4 separate regions of the Homo sapiens genome follow, and all the other regions are linked to region 2. Evidence: chromatin contacts called from ENCODE Hi-C or POLR2A ChIA-PET data. All regions are on one chromosome and are shown on one strand. The core of a region is the stretch at or near the end of the contact, and the rest is flanking DNA. Distances in the headings are between cores, read along the strand shown. Region 1 overlaps LINC00649 (long intergenic non-protein coding RNA 649). Region 2 holds the start of SETD4 (SET domain containing 4). Region 3 holds the start of CRYZL1 (crystallin zeta like 1). Region 4 holds the start of DNAJC28 (DnaJ heat shock protein family (Hsp40) member C28).

The links. Hi-C counts contacts between places; a loop is a spot of excess contacts on that map. ChIA-PET counts read pairs that join two places held with the same protein, here RNA polymerase II (POLR2A). Pooled maps may share reads with other maps.
Region 1: a loop to region 2 is called in a map of CD4-positive, alpha-beta memory T cell, with 6 times the contacts of the local background. The contact joins the enhancer-like site here to the promoter of SETD4 in region 2. A Hi-C loop is called at or near these places in 1 of 168 maps with a recorded cell type or tissue (CD4-positive, alpha-beta memory T cell) and 7 of 50 pooled maps. POLR2A ChIA-PET finds 5 or more read pairs at or near these places in 3 of 52 experiments (OCI-LY7, PC-9 and naive thymus-derived CD8-positive, alpha-beta T cell).
Region 3: a map of CD4-positive, alpha-beta T cell shows a loop between it and region 2 (5-fold over the local background). The contact joins the promoter of CRYZL1 here to the promoter of SETD4 in region 2. A Hi-C loop is called at or near these places in 4 of 168 maps with a recorded cell type or tissue (CD4-positive, alpha-beta T cell, CD4-positive, alpha-beta memory T cell, CD8-positive, alpha-beta T cell and 1 more), 3 of 37 single-sample maps with no recorded cell type and 12 of 50 pooled maps.
Region 4: a loop to region 2 is called in a map of naive thymus-derived CD4-positive, alpha-beta T cell, with 14 times the contacts of the local background. The contact joins the promoter of DNAJC28 here to the promoter of SETD4 in region 2. A Hi-C loop is called at or near these places in 1 of 168 maps with a recorded cell type or tissue (naive thymus-derived CD4-positive, alpha-beta T cell) and 7 of 50 pooled maps. POLR2A ChIA-PET finds 5 or more read pairs at or near these places in 2 of 52 experiments (HEK293 and HEK293T).

Annotation. Positions count from the first base shown.
Region 1 is chr21:33,946,324-33,949,188 of GRCh38, forward strand. The region is part of intron 2 of LINC00649 (long intergenic non-protein coding RNA 649); the gene reads left to right. Among named protein-coding and RNA genes, the nearest start is that of LINC00649, 17 kb to the left of the region's middle. RefSeq lists enhancers at 1,024-2,223, 1,398-1,877, 2,408-2,467 and a silencer at 1,262-1,556. Within about 2 kb of position 1,533, at least 39 of the 41 ENCODE cell types and tissues checked have a DNase peak (open chromatin) inside an H3K27ac peak, as active enhancers do; they include OCI-LY7 and PC-9, where a contact is called at or near this core.
Region 2 is chr21:36,059,220-36,061,919 of GRCh38, forward strand. SETD4 (SET domain containing 4) reads right to left here and starts at 1,307. Exons shown (of 12, transcript NM_017438.5): 1 at 1,128-1,307. It overlaps SETD4-AS1 (SETD4 antisense RNA 1), which reads left to right and starts at 1,385. Exons shown (of 3, transcript NR_186380.1): 1 at 1,385-1,402. RefSeq lists enhancers at 1,080-1,229, 1,260-1,309.
Region 3 is chr21:33,640,292-33,642,991 of GRCh38, forward strand. CRYZL1 (crystallin zeta like 1) reads right to left here and starts at 1,450. Exons shown (of 13, transcript NM_145858.3): 1 at 1,390-1,450. ITSN1 (intersectin 1) reads left to right here and starts at 2,210. Exons shown (of 40, transcript NM_003024.3): 1 at 2,210-2,422. RefSeq lists an enhancer at 1,189-1,598 and silencers at 2,069-2,408, 2,419-2,518.
Region 4 is chr21:33,490,402-33,493,101 of GRCh38, forward strand. DNAJC28 (DnaJ heat shock protein family (Hsp40) member C28) reads right to left here and starts at 1,315. Exons shown (of 2, transcript NM_001040192.3): 1 at 1,201-1,315.

The DNA.
Region 1 (2,865 bases), core at 283-2,782, 2.1 Mb before region 2:
AAGCAAATATTGTGGAAATTTCAGACATTACCCCAATCTGACAGGGCAAATATTTTTATTAGTTCTAACTTTCCCCTTCCCTAATTTACTTATGTATAGAATTGGTCCTCATCCCTGACTGTGGGGAGACTTTTGATAGTTATTACCTTTTCTTTCTTTCTCTTTCTTTCTTTCTTTCTTTCCTTTCTTTCTTTCTTTCTTTCTTTTTCTTTCTTTCTTTCTTTCTTTCCTTCCTTCCTTCCTTCCTTCCTTTCTCTCTCTCTCTCTCTCTCTCTCTTTCTTTCTTCTTTTTTGAGACAGAGTTTCACTCTGTCACCCAGGCTGGAGTGCAGTGGCGCCATCTCAGCTCACTGCAACCTCCCCCTGCTGGGTTCAAACAATTCTCCTGCCTCAGCCTCCCGAGTAGCTGGGATTACAGGTGATGCCTGGCGAATTTTTGTATCTGTAGTAGAGACGGAGTTTCACCCTGTTGGTCAGGCTGGTCTCGAATTCCTGACCTCAGGTGATTTGCCCGCCTCGGCCTCCCAAAGTGCTGGGATTATAGGAGTGAGCCACCACCTCCGGCCAACTATTACCTTTTCTAAGAATGCTTTATGACATCATGGCATTTCAAATTGTGTAACATTCAGAACGTTTTCTGTTGTATCCTTTCCTAGGTCTTCATTACTTTCCTGGGACTTGACAGGGCATATTGAATCTATCCTGTAATGCATGGGAATAAATAAGGATTCCAAAACGTGAATTGGATTTAGTTAATTTTTGTTTCTCCATGTCTCCATACACACAGGCAGCATGAGTGAGCATCTAGTATGTATTGGATATGTGCTGGGTTGATACCATAAAGAGATTTATAAAATGGTGCCGACTTTGAGGGGTTCACACTCTGGGGGAAAGACTGTGCTGTCTAAGTGAATAAATTTGGAGATTGAGGGCTTCATGGAGAGGAGGAAAGTTGTGCTTTATAACATCATGGCATATTTGCATGAGCCATGCAAATAAGAAGCTCATCACCCACCCGATTTATGTCAGAATCAGAACCCAAAGCCAGGGACCCACCAACCAACTGTTCGGCCCAGCACAGTTTCCCTGTGGCAATTCCACTTCTTTTTTTCTTATCTTACGTCGCAGTGTACTTTGTCTCTTGTAACTCCTGCAGGATTTTTCTTAAAGCCTTACATGGTGCTGTTATCACGTGGCACAAAATGAAGCCGACCTCTTTGTGTGTGGGAATAGAGGGAGCATTACACTGCTGGGATGCAACAGATGGAGGGTGGAAAGCTGTCCAGCACCTTGTCTCTTCCAAGATACATAGCCCAGGGGTATTCCCATTCCTCCACGACACAAATGACAACTTCCTTGAGCTCTGATGGCTTGCCAGGTGGCTGATGGCGTGGAGAACCTTGCTCATGTTTACCTGTTCTTGCATCCATTACTCACCTCTGCCCACGTGCCCCCACACTTGCACACAAAGCCACAGAGTGGCTTAAAAAAAAAAAATGAAAAGCCTCCCCCCAACCCTATTGTAAAATGTCAAGTGTTTCAGTTTTGAGAAAAAAGAAAGCTGAAGAAACCATGACTCATGACATGGGCTGACAAACAACGATCTGAAGGTATGCTGGTGAGTCACACTGTGGAGCTCTGCCTTTGTGTTGTGGTGAGGGCCGGGGCTGGAAGGAGTGTCATGGGACCAGCCAGTAAAATTCCACTACTCTCCGAAGCCGATTGGGAGGCAATTTAAAAACCCTGGGCTTTTTCCAGCCCCAGTGTAGTGGATGACTCTGGGTCCCCTCAGGTATGTCGATCTGTATGGGAAATCAGGAAGAATGATTATTAATAACTGGAAAAAAAAAACCTGTTAGTATCTTTCCATGCCCAATGCCATGCTGAACCAGCCCTGCCTGCTTCTGCAAGCCAGCGAGGCTGCTGGATTTTCTCGAAGGGTATTGAGTTGCTAAGCAACAGCACTGGCGGCGCCTATCATGCCCAGCGATGTCAATGCCTGAGTGTGGCCTGCAGAGCACATTTGCTCCCCTCCCCCTCGCCTCCTCTCGACCCCTTCCCCCCACTACATGAGAACATTAATTTGCATCTCAGGGACAGGAGCTGTGCCAGGTGATTCTGTGTATAAAACAGCGCAGTGCAGCCCCTGAAGCACAAATATTGTTTTGGGTTGCAAGGCGGTGCATGTGACGTAGTTGAAAATACAGACTCATTTGTGTATACTCCCCACGTAAGGAGGGTAGGCTTCATCTAAAAGCCTGCGTGTCAAATACTCCTTTCTAATACATCCTGGTGTGCTCTGCCTTGAAGTGTTTTTTTCCTGTCTGCCCATCCAGCATCTTATTTATGCCCCATTCTGTCCCTCTCTCTCGTTGCCTTTGTTCTGTGGTCTCCTGGGTGATGGAGTTATTGTTTGTGTGTAGGGATGTGTGGATAAAAGGGAGCTGATTTCTAGAGGTGAGATGGCCCTGTGGTTAACGGTTGGAGGCTGCTGTTGACAAGGCCTGTTGCTGTGGCAGTTTTGCTCCGGAAGTGGCCATTTTCTGGGCAGGGCTCCACCAGAGCACCATCTGTCTGTGCCTTTTACTTCCTGTCAAGAGGCAGCAGGCTTCGTGAGCTGGGGAAGTGCCAGAAGCAGCCTTCGAATTAGACAGACCTGGACCCAAACCCTTTCTCTTCCCCCCACCCATTTTGGCATCTTGGCACGAGACTGTCCCCATTTCTGGAAAGGGTGTTCACAAGAACAGTCTGGCTGGGTTGTTGGGATGACCGAGTGTGATCATGCGTCTCTATGGCTGGCCATGGTGTTTATTCGATGGCAGGTATTACCAGGATGGAGCGAGTCCCAGTAGGAAGGGCCTTTAG
Region 2 (2,700 bases), core at 57-2,556:
AAAATAGCTAGGCGTGGTGGCACACGCCTGTAATCCCAGCTACTTGGGAGGCTGAGGCAGGAGAATCGCTTGAACCTGGGAGGCGGAGGTTGCAGTGAGCCGAGATCGCGCTACTGCACTCCAGCCTGGGCGACAGAGCGAGGCTCCGTCTCAAAAAAATAAAAAAATAAATACATAAATAAAAATAAAATAATGGCTGGGTACAGTGGCTCACGCCTGTAAAACCAGCACTTTGGGAGCCCGAGGCGGGCTGAGGTCAGGAGTTCAAGACCAGCCTGGCCAACATGGTGAAACCCCGTCTCTACTAAAAATACAAAAATCAGCCGGGCGTGGTGGCAGGCACCTGTAATACCAGCTACTGGGGAGGCTGAGGCAGGAGAATCGCTTGATCTCAGGAGGCGGAAGCTGCAGCTAGACGAGATCACGCCACTGCACTCCAACCTGGGCGACAGAGCGAGACTCTGTCACAAAAAATAAATTAAAAAAATAAAAATAAAAAATAAATCTACTTCTAAAACATACGAGGGCAGAAATGAGCAAGAGACAAGAACTCCAGGCAATATTAATACCGCACTTCCGCAGTATAAGGTTCATTATTTGACCTAACGAAAGTCGGCATGTCCAGCTCCAGAGGCGAACGGCGGCTGGTTCGGTGCGGGTCCCAGCGCTCAGTCCACAGACCGCGCCGGGAAGTGTCCCCAAGACTCCCGGGCCCTCGCGCGAGCTGTCCACCATCACCCTGCTGAGGACCACGTGAAGCCCGGTGACCGCCACAGACACAGGCACCGTCCCCGCCCCCATAGTCCTCAAACTCTAGCCGTGAGGCCGTCCTACGGTCCGACACACACCGCTCCCGCAGCCATAGGCCAGCCAGGCGAGCATCGGACCTCGGGCCTCAGGCTCCTCAGCTTTACGCAGCGCGCCGGAGCAACATGCGCTAAGTGTAGGACTCCACAAGATGAGAGGTTACTGCAGCGCACACGATAATGCCTGCCCTGGAGGGGACCTGCGACCTAAACTCAGTTCTTTTTACGCTGATGAATGAAAGACTAAGGAACGCACCCCGCCGACTCTGCTCCCGTTACCCGGGCAACTGGAGGCCCGACCCGGAAGTCCTACTAGCTCACCTAGGCGCCGGCGGCCGCTTCCAAGATGGAGGCTGCAGTGGGCGGGCCCAAGGCACGTGGAAATACCAAACAGCCCCAGATGAAGGCAAGTTAAAGGAACCGGCCAAAACTGCAGAGGGAGAGGCTGAAGGCTGTCGCGCCTGCCTGGTGTCCTTAAGCAATCCAAGTCCTCAGTCTCCCGGGTCCGCCCCTTCCGCCGCGGGCGGCAGCTTCCGGCTCGCGCATGCGCAGTGTTCGCGGACTCGCCGCCAACGCCCAGTACAGTCGGGGACGAGGTCGGCACACCCACAGCCCCATAACCCCTACGTCGAGTCAGGGGTCAGAAAACCCAGTAACCCGCAGGCGAGCAAGCTGCGCACTGAAAAGCCGGCCTGCGGAGTCTTTCCTTACGAAGTTAAACCACCTAGGGCGCGCGGCCCTGTTCGCCCAGACCTCGGGCTTTCCTGCCAGGCTGGGTTTGCCGGGTCGAGTCACTTTGCTCGCCAATCCCCGCCCCCATTCCACCGTTTCATTCTGGCCCCAGGACCCGCCTCACAGGAAAATTCTAAATAATATATCTAAATACCCCTTCTTCCAATAGCGGGAGCTCGATTTCTGCCCCACCCACCCCCACTTTGATTATGGGCTATGCCTAGTAACTTGATTCCAAAGAGTACAGCCTGGAATGGTGTTGGGGACTACAGTGGAGAAACCTGGCAAACAGTACCTTACCGGGTGGTCAAGGATAACATCAGGAAGAAATCATGCTGATAGCATGTTCCTGTGGTGTCTCTCTCCAAAACCCTTCTATGGAAATCTTCTATGGGGGAAAAAAAATTAGTACTCCTAAACATGTTTTCTGTCATGAAAAACAAGTACAGTTGTCCCTTAGTGTCCGTGGGGGAATGGTTCCAGGACCCTGCGGATACCAGAATTAGAATGCTCAAGTCCCTTGTATACAATGGTGTAAACCTAAGTAACAAAAGAGGCTCCCTAAAAGAAAATGAGATTTATCTGGGAGTAGCATTGCAATGGGAATATGCATGCCATAGTAAACTGTGTGCGTTTTGGGGGAGGTTGAGGCAAGGAGATGTTTTTAAAAGGAAAATGAAGATTATATGAATTGCTTTAAATCAATTATCTTTGGCTAAAAGAATGAATAACAAAGGTAGCATCAGTCCAAAGTTGCTGGACAGATGTCCTTGCAGAAGGATTTTCTGTGTTTAAGATTGGGCCTTTCTGCAAGGTTAGGGTCTTTTGTGACAATTCTTGTTATGAGGCGTAGTGCATGAGAACCCTTCCTTCAAGGCCTTCCCCAGCTGCATTTATCAGGGTTTTGACACAAGTGACTCCATTTTGATTCTGCAACTTTCACAATGGTGTAATATTTGCATATAACCTATGCACATCCTCCCATATACTTTAAATCATCTCTAGATTACTTATAACATCTAATACAATGTAAATACTATGTAAATAGTGAAGGGGTGGCCTGCCGCTCCACACCTGTGGGTGTTTCTCATCGGGTGGGATGAGAGACTGAGAAAAAAAAGAGACACAGAGGCAAAGTATAGAGAAAGAAAAGTGGGCCCAG
Region 3 (2,700 bases), core at 200-2,699, 2.4 Mb before region 2:
CCCCTGCTGTAAGCTGGAACAGAGGCATCGATAAGGGAAATTAGTGATAAAAGGTAGTAATTATACACTGCAATGGCTGCGGGATCTGATTTAGAAGTCATAACTGACCCGAGTTTGAATCGGGGCTTTCCTACTTATTAGCGGTATGACTTTGGGCTACTTAATTTTAACCTTTCTGGGCCTGAGATCCCATATCTTAGATAATAATAGCAGTTATCTCAGAGGGTTGCCATAAGGATTAAATAATACCTGCAAAGCACTCAGCGCAACATCATACTTTCAGAAATGTTGGCTATTTTGACTATTATTTCTGTAAATTGGGCACATCTCAATTACAGAGAATCTCTAAAGTAGTTCTGAATCCCATCTCATAGAGTTGCAAAGGGTTTGGTCAATGCAACCTTATTTTTCCCACCTTTTAATTTCTGCAGTAGGCTACTGTAGCAGCCACTAGCACAGGTGGCTATTGAGCACTCCAACTGTGTCTAGTCGGAATTGAGATGCGCTGTTAAGTGGAAAATACACATCAGATTTTGAAGATTTAATTTTGAAGAATTAATTTTTTAATTTAATTTTGAAGATTTAATACGAAGAAAAGAACGTAAAATCTCAATTTTTAAATATTTGTTTAAGCGTTGAAATGATAATGTCTCAGATATACTAGGCTAAATGAAACATATAATTAAAATTAATTTCACGTGTTTCTTTTCACTTTTTAAATGTAGCTACCCCAAAATTAAAATGACATAAGGGACTCGCATTATATTTGTACTGGACAGAGTTCAGGTAAAACCTTTCTACTCATAACGTGGACAGCAGCACCTGGGAGCTTCTTAGAAACGCAGATGTTCGGCCCCGACCCAGACCTATCCCAAGGCGATGCTTACATCTCGCTCCAGATGATTCCGCCGTTTAGCATAATGAAGAGGGCCGATCTGGCTCAAAAGCCACATACAGCGAATAACTACTAACTGCTTTCCGAAAACAGCAAAGTGATGAGGAAGAAAGAAGTGGCTGAGAAGAAGTAACAGAGAAAGAAAAAGACACTCAAATTCTAGGAACAAGAAGCAGAGGAGAAAAACCCAACCTGGGAGATTAAGTGGAAGGGCACTCCCAGACCTCTGCCTCCATAAAAGTAGAGGGAGATGCAAACTGAGATAAGACCTACAATCAAAACCCGTCAAGGTCCAGGAAACTGTCCCTCAAATCTAGTCTTACCCACCCCTCAGCGGCCTCAGCTAAGCTAGGCCTGGGCCCGAACAAGTCCCAGGTTAGGGTTCGACGCGAACCACCATCCTCCCCAGGGCTGCACGGTTCTGTGGGGCATCTCTCCACCTTTCGCTTAAAGGCCCGTTTCCCAAGACACAGGACGCGTTTCCCGGGGCTCACCTGCCTCTGAGCCGCCCCAACGGCCTGCACCTTCACCACCGCCACCTTCCAGTCCTTCGTCAGAGAGCCCGCCCCCTGCTCCCATTGGTCAGGCCGCTCGTCACTCCTGAAGGGCGGGGTCGGACTCGCGAGGCTGTCCAGAACGCCATGGCAACCGGTCTCGGAACTACATCTCCCGTCATGTTCCGCTCGGGGGCGGAGAAAGAGGCGAGGCCCCGCCCCAAGGACTACCAATAAATGGGCGAAGTTGGAATCGCCCGGATGGGTTCCGTTTTATGCAAATTTTAGCCGAAGACCACACCCTTCCTCATTCCAACCATAGGCCCGGCCAACCCCTTTGGGTTGTGCTTCGCCTTTTTCCTTTCCACATTATTCTCTCCTTGAAAACCTCCAATAATTAAGTCAATTAAGTGCATCCTATCTAGTGTCTCTCACGGCAACGAGCAGATGCACCGAAATCGTGCAACAAAATCTCCATAAACCACGATAGGCAACCTCAGACCATAAATCTCCTGTTACGCCTACATGGGGAGGAGGGGGAGAGTGCTAATCCTGCCCCCACACAGCCCCTGCTGATTGGCTCATTCGGCTTGTCACTCTGTTGTCTTACATTTCTTTGGCTCACCCTCTTTGGGTTCGCACGGTGGGCGGGGCCAGTGGTAGGGGGTGGTGAGAAGGTGCGGGCCCCTTCTTCCAATTGGCTGGCGGTTTCCCCACCCACTTATGGGCGGAGATGGATGGTGGATGGGGGGCGGGGGAGGCAGCGGAGGGAGATGAGGAGATAGGCGGGAGCGAGGGAGCGAGGGAGGGAGCGAAGGAGGTAGAGAAGAGTGGAGGCGCCAGGGGAGGGAGCGTAGCTTGGTTGCTCCGTAGTACGGCGGCTCGCGAGGAAGAATCCCGAGCGGGCTCCGGGACGGACAGAGAGGCGGGCGGGGATGGTGTGCGGGGCTGCGGCTCCTGCGTCCCTCCCAGCGGCGCGTGAGCGGCACTGATTTGTCCCTGGGGCGGCAGCGCGGACCCGCCCGGAGATGAGGTGAGGAGAGGGCTGCAAGGCGGCGGCCTGGACCACGGGCGGCTGCAGCGGGGGCGGGGGTCGGCGCGGGGGTCTGCGCGATGGCTGCCCGGGGCATCCGTCCCGCGCCCGGCGCTTGTCTCCCCGGCCGCCCTTAGCCCCTCGCCGCGCGCCCGAGAGACGGCAGCGGCTGCCCCTCTGCCTTGTCCTTCCCGTCCTCGGGGGTGGCGGCGGAGTGGCGGGCGGACCCGCACTGGGAGGCCGGGGGCCGCGGTGGGCCGTGGGGTGGCGGCCGCGGG
Region 4 (2,700 bases), core at 65-2,564, 2.6 Mb before region 2:
CAGCCCCACCAGCTGCATTCTTATAGCTATATTTCACTGATGTGGGCAGAAAAGTGGAAGCTGATGAAGTTTAGTGTTAACATATTGTGGGGCCAGGCACGGTGGCACACGCCTGTAATCCCAGTACTTTAGGAGGCCGAGGTGGGTGGATCACCTGAGGTCAGGAGTTCGAGATCAGCCTGGCTAACATGGCAAAACCCTGTCTCTACTAAAAATACAAAAATTAACTGGAGGTTGCAGTCCCAGCTACTCGGGAGGCTGAGGCAAGAGAATCGCTTGAACCCGGGAGGTGGAGGTTGCAGTGAACCGAGATCGTGCCACTGCACTCCAGCCTGGGCAACAGAGTGAGACTCTGTCTCAAAAAAATATAGATAGATAGAATCTGGATTCTACCCCTCACTAACTAACCGTATATTTTACAAGTGGAAAGTTCTTAGAGATCATCTAATCCAATCTTCTCATTTAATGAGAAAACGTAGGTCCGGAAGGTTAAGCAATTTAACCAAGTCCCATAACAAGGTGTAAGCAAAATGGTTAGGGGTGGGCACAGTAAAAAAGGAGGCTTGCTTAACTGTCTATACCTCCAGCCGATTATAAACTGCACGAGAGTCTGCATCATCTCAAGAAGTCTTCTCATAAGACGACTTATGGACAAGGTACGTACCTGGTCTGATACTGGATTGAATAGAATCAAGTGTCCAAAAGACTTTAAGCTCCACAGCTCGCTAGGAAGGAGCTATCTGCCAGAGGCCAGAAAAACCATGATGAATTGTGAGGCCTCCCAACACGTTTGCTGCTATTGCAATAACATGGTCTCGAAGAGGAGGAAGACTTGTACACTGACAATGGCCAAAAAATACTGGAAGTGGCTTAATTGGAATTGGGATATATAAACGCTAAAACGGAGCTCCTGAGACCCCCTATTTTCTAGGCAATCGGTGCCAACGGTCTGGGAGCCGGCTGCGAAGGTGGTTATCATGGCAAGGGAGGTCGGTCCTGCCCCGCCCCCTCCTCACCTGCGCAGACCTGGGGTAGGGGTTCCGCGGCTCCCGCCCCCCTGCCGCGCCTCTGCGCATGCGTGCGCGGTCCGCCCTTCACTGCGGGTGTCCCTCCCACCGCCTCCAGCTGGTGCCTCCGCCGGGCTAGACCATTTGCCACTTTACACTGAGGGGCTCGGGGGTACGGAAGGCAGAATCGTACCTGATTGGGACAGGTGACCTTACCAGGAAAACGGACAATCTTCCGCCAAACGAACTTTACCCCGGAGGACCCAGGCAGGGCACCTCGGGAGCCTTCGTCCCGACCGGGGACCACCAGCTCCACCTCCGTCCCCGCCCCGAGCGGAGGTGGTCCGGCCGATTGGGATTGTGGGAGATGTAGTTCGCTAGAAGGGGCGATGTGCGCCTGCGCCTCTCGGGAGGGACTTAGGGGGCGTCGAAAATGATGTAAAGACCGAGTTGGCGGCGTGGGGAGTTGTGGCTCGGAGGGCGAGGGTAACTTTCTGGGGGCAGGGGAAGGCAAGGCTGTTTCCCCGGAACGGGACCGGAACAGGTTTATTCGGGGTCACAGAAGGAGTCACCTGCGCAGATACATGAGGCTTAAAACCTGCCCTTTTATTAATTCAAGTACTGTTGAGGGGCTGGCGACAGGCCAGAGGACAAAATCAAAATAGGGATCTTCTGGCTTGGAGTTCAACCACTGACGTGGGGACTGAGCATTTCCCCTCTCTGTACAGGAAGCAAGTTTTTTAACAAGGAAAAAGAAAAAGGATAAAAAGAAAAAGGCAGAGGCTTGGGAGTTTTCAGATCTGGGTTGAAAATCCTGTTTCTTCTGCTTGCACCTTAGGCAAGATACCTGCAAAATGAGAGTTGCAATAAATAGTAAACTATAGTAAATAGTATGCCATTGTGCTAAGTGCTTTATGTATATTCTCATTTACTTTTTTTTTTTTTTTTTTGAGACAGAGTCTCGCTCTGTCGCCCAGGCTGGAGTGTGGTGGCGCGATCTCGGCTCGCTGCAACCTCCACCTCCCGGGTTTAAGCTATTCTCCTGCCTCAGCCTCCCGAGTAGCTGGAATTACAGGCGCGCACCACCATGCCCAGCTAATTTTTTTGTATTTTTAGTGGAGACCAGGTTTCACCATGTTGGCCAGGCTGGTCTCGAACCCCTGAGCTAAGGTGATCTGCCTGCCTCGGCCTTTCAAAGTGCTGGGATTACAGGCATTCATTTAATCTTTACAACAGCCCTCTGAGATAAATGCTGTTATTTTCCCTATTTTACATATAATGAAATAATAATTGTATCAACTTCATTGACTTTTTTAGGGGGAGAATTACACAATGTATGTAAACCACTTGGCACTGTGCCTCGCACATTAAGCAATATTTTTTGTTATGACTGTGTCTCCTAAAAGGAGCCAGAAATAGGTATTAGCCTCCTCAGCTTCTACATCATAAACATTAGAATCATTTATTGCCATCTATGTAGGAACACAGAAAAAGATACAGTATAAACTCTGATTCTGAGGGCTTTAGTTATAAGCAAACAATCAACAAAATAACTCATGTGAAAGAAAATAGGATTTCTGGCCGGGCGCGGTGCTCACGCCTGTAATCCCAGCACTTTGGGAGGCCGAGGCGGGCGGATCACGAGGTCAGGAGATCGAGACCATCCTGGCTAACACGGTGAAACCCCGTCTCT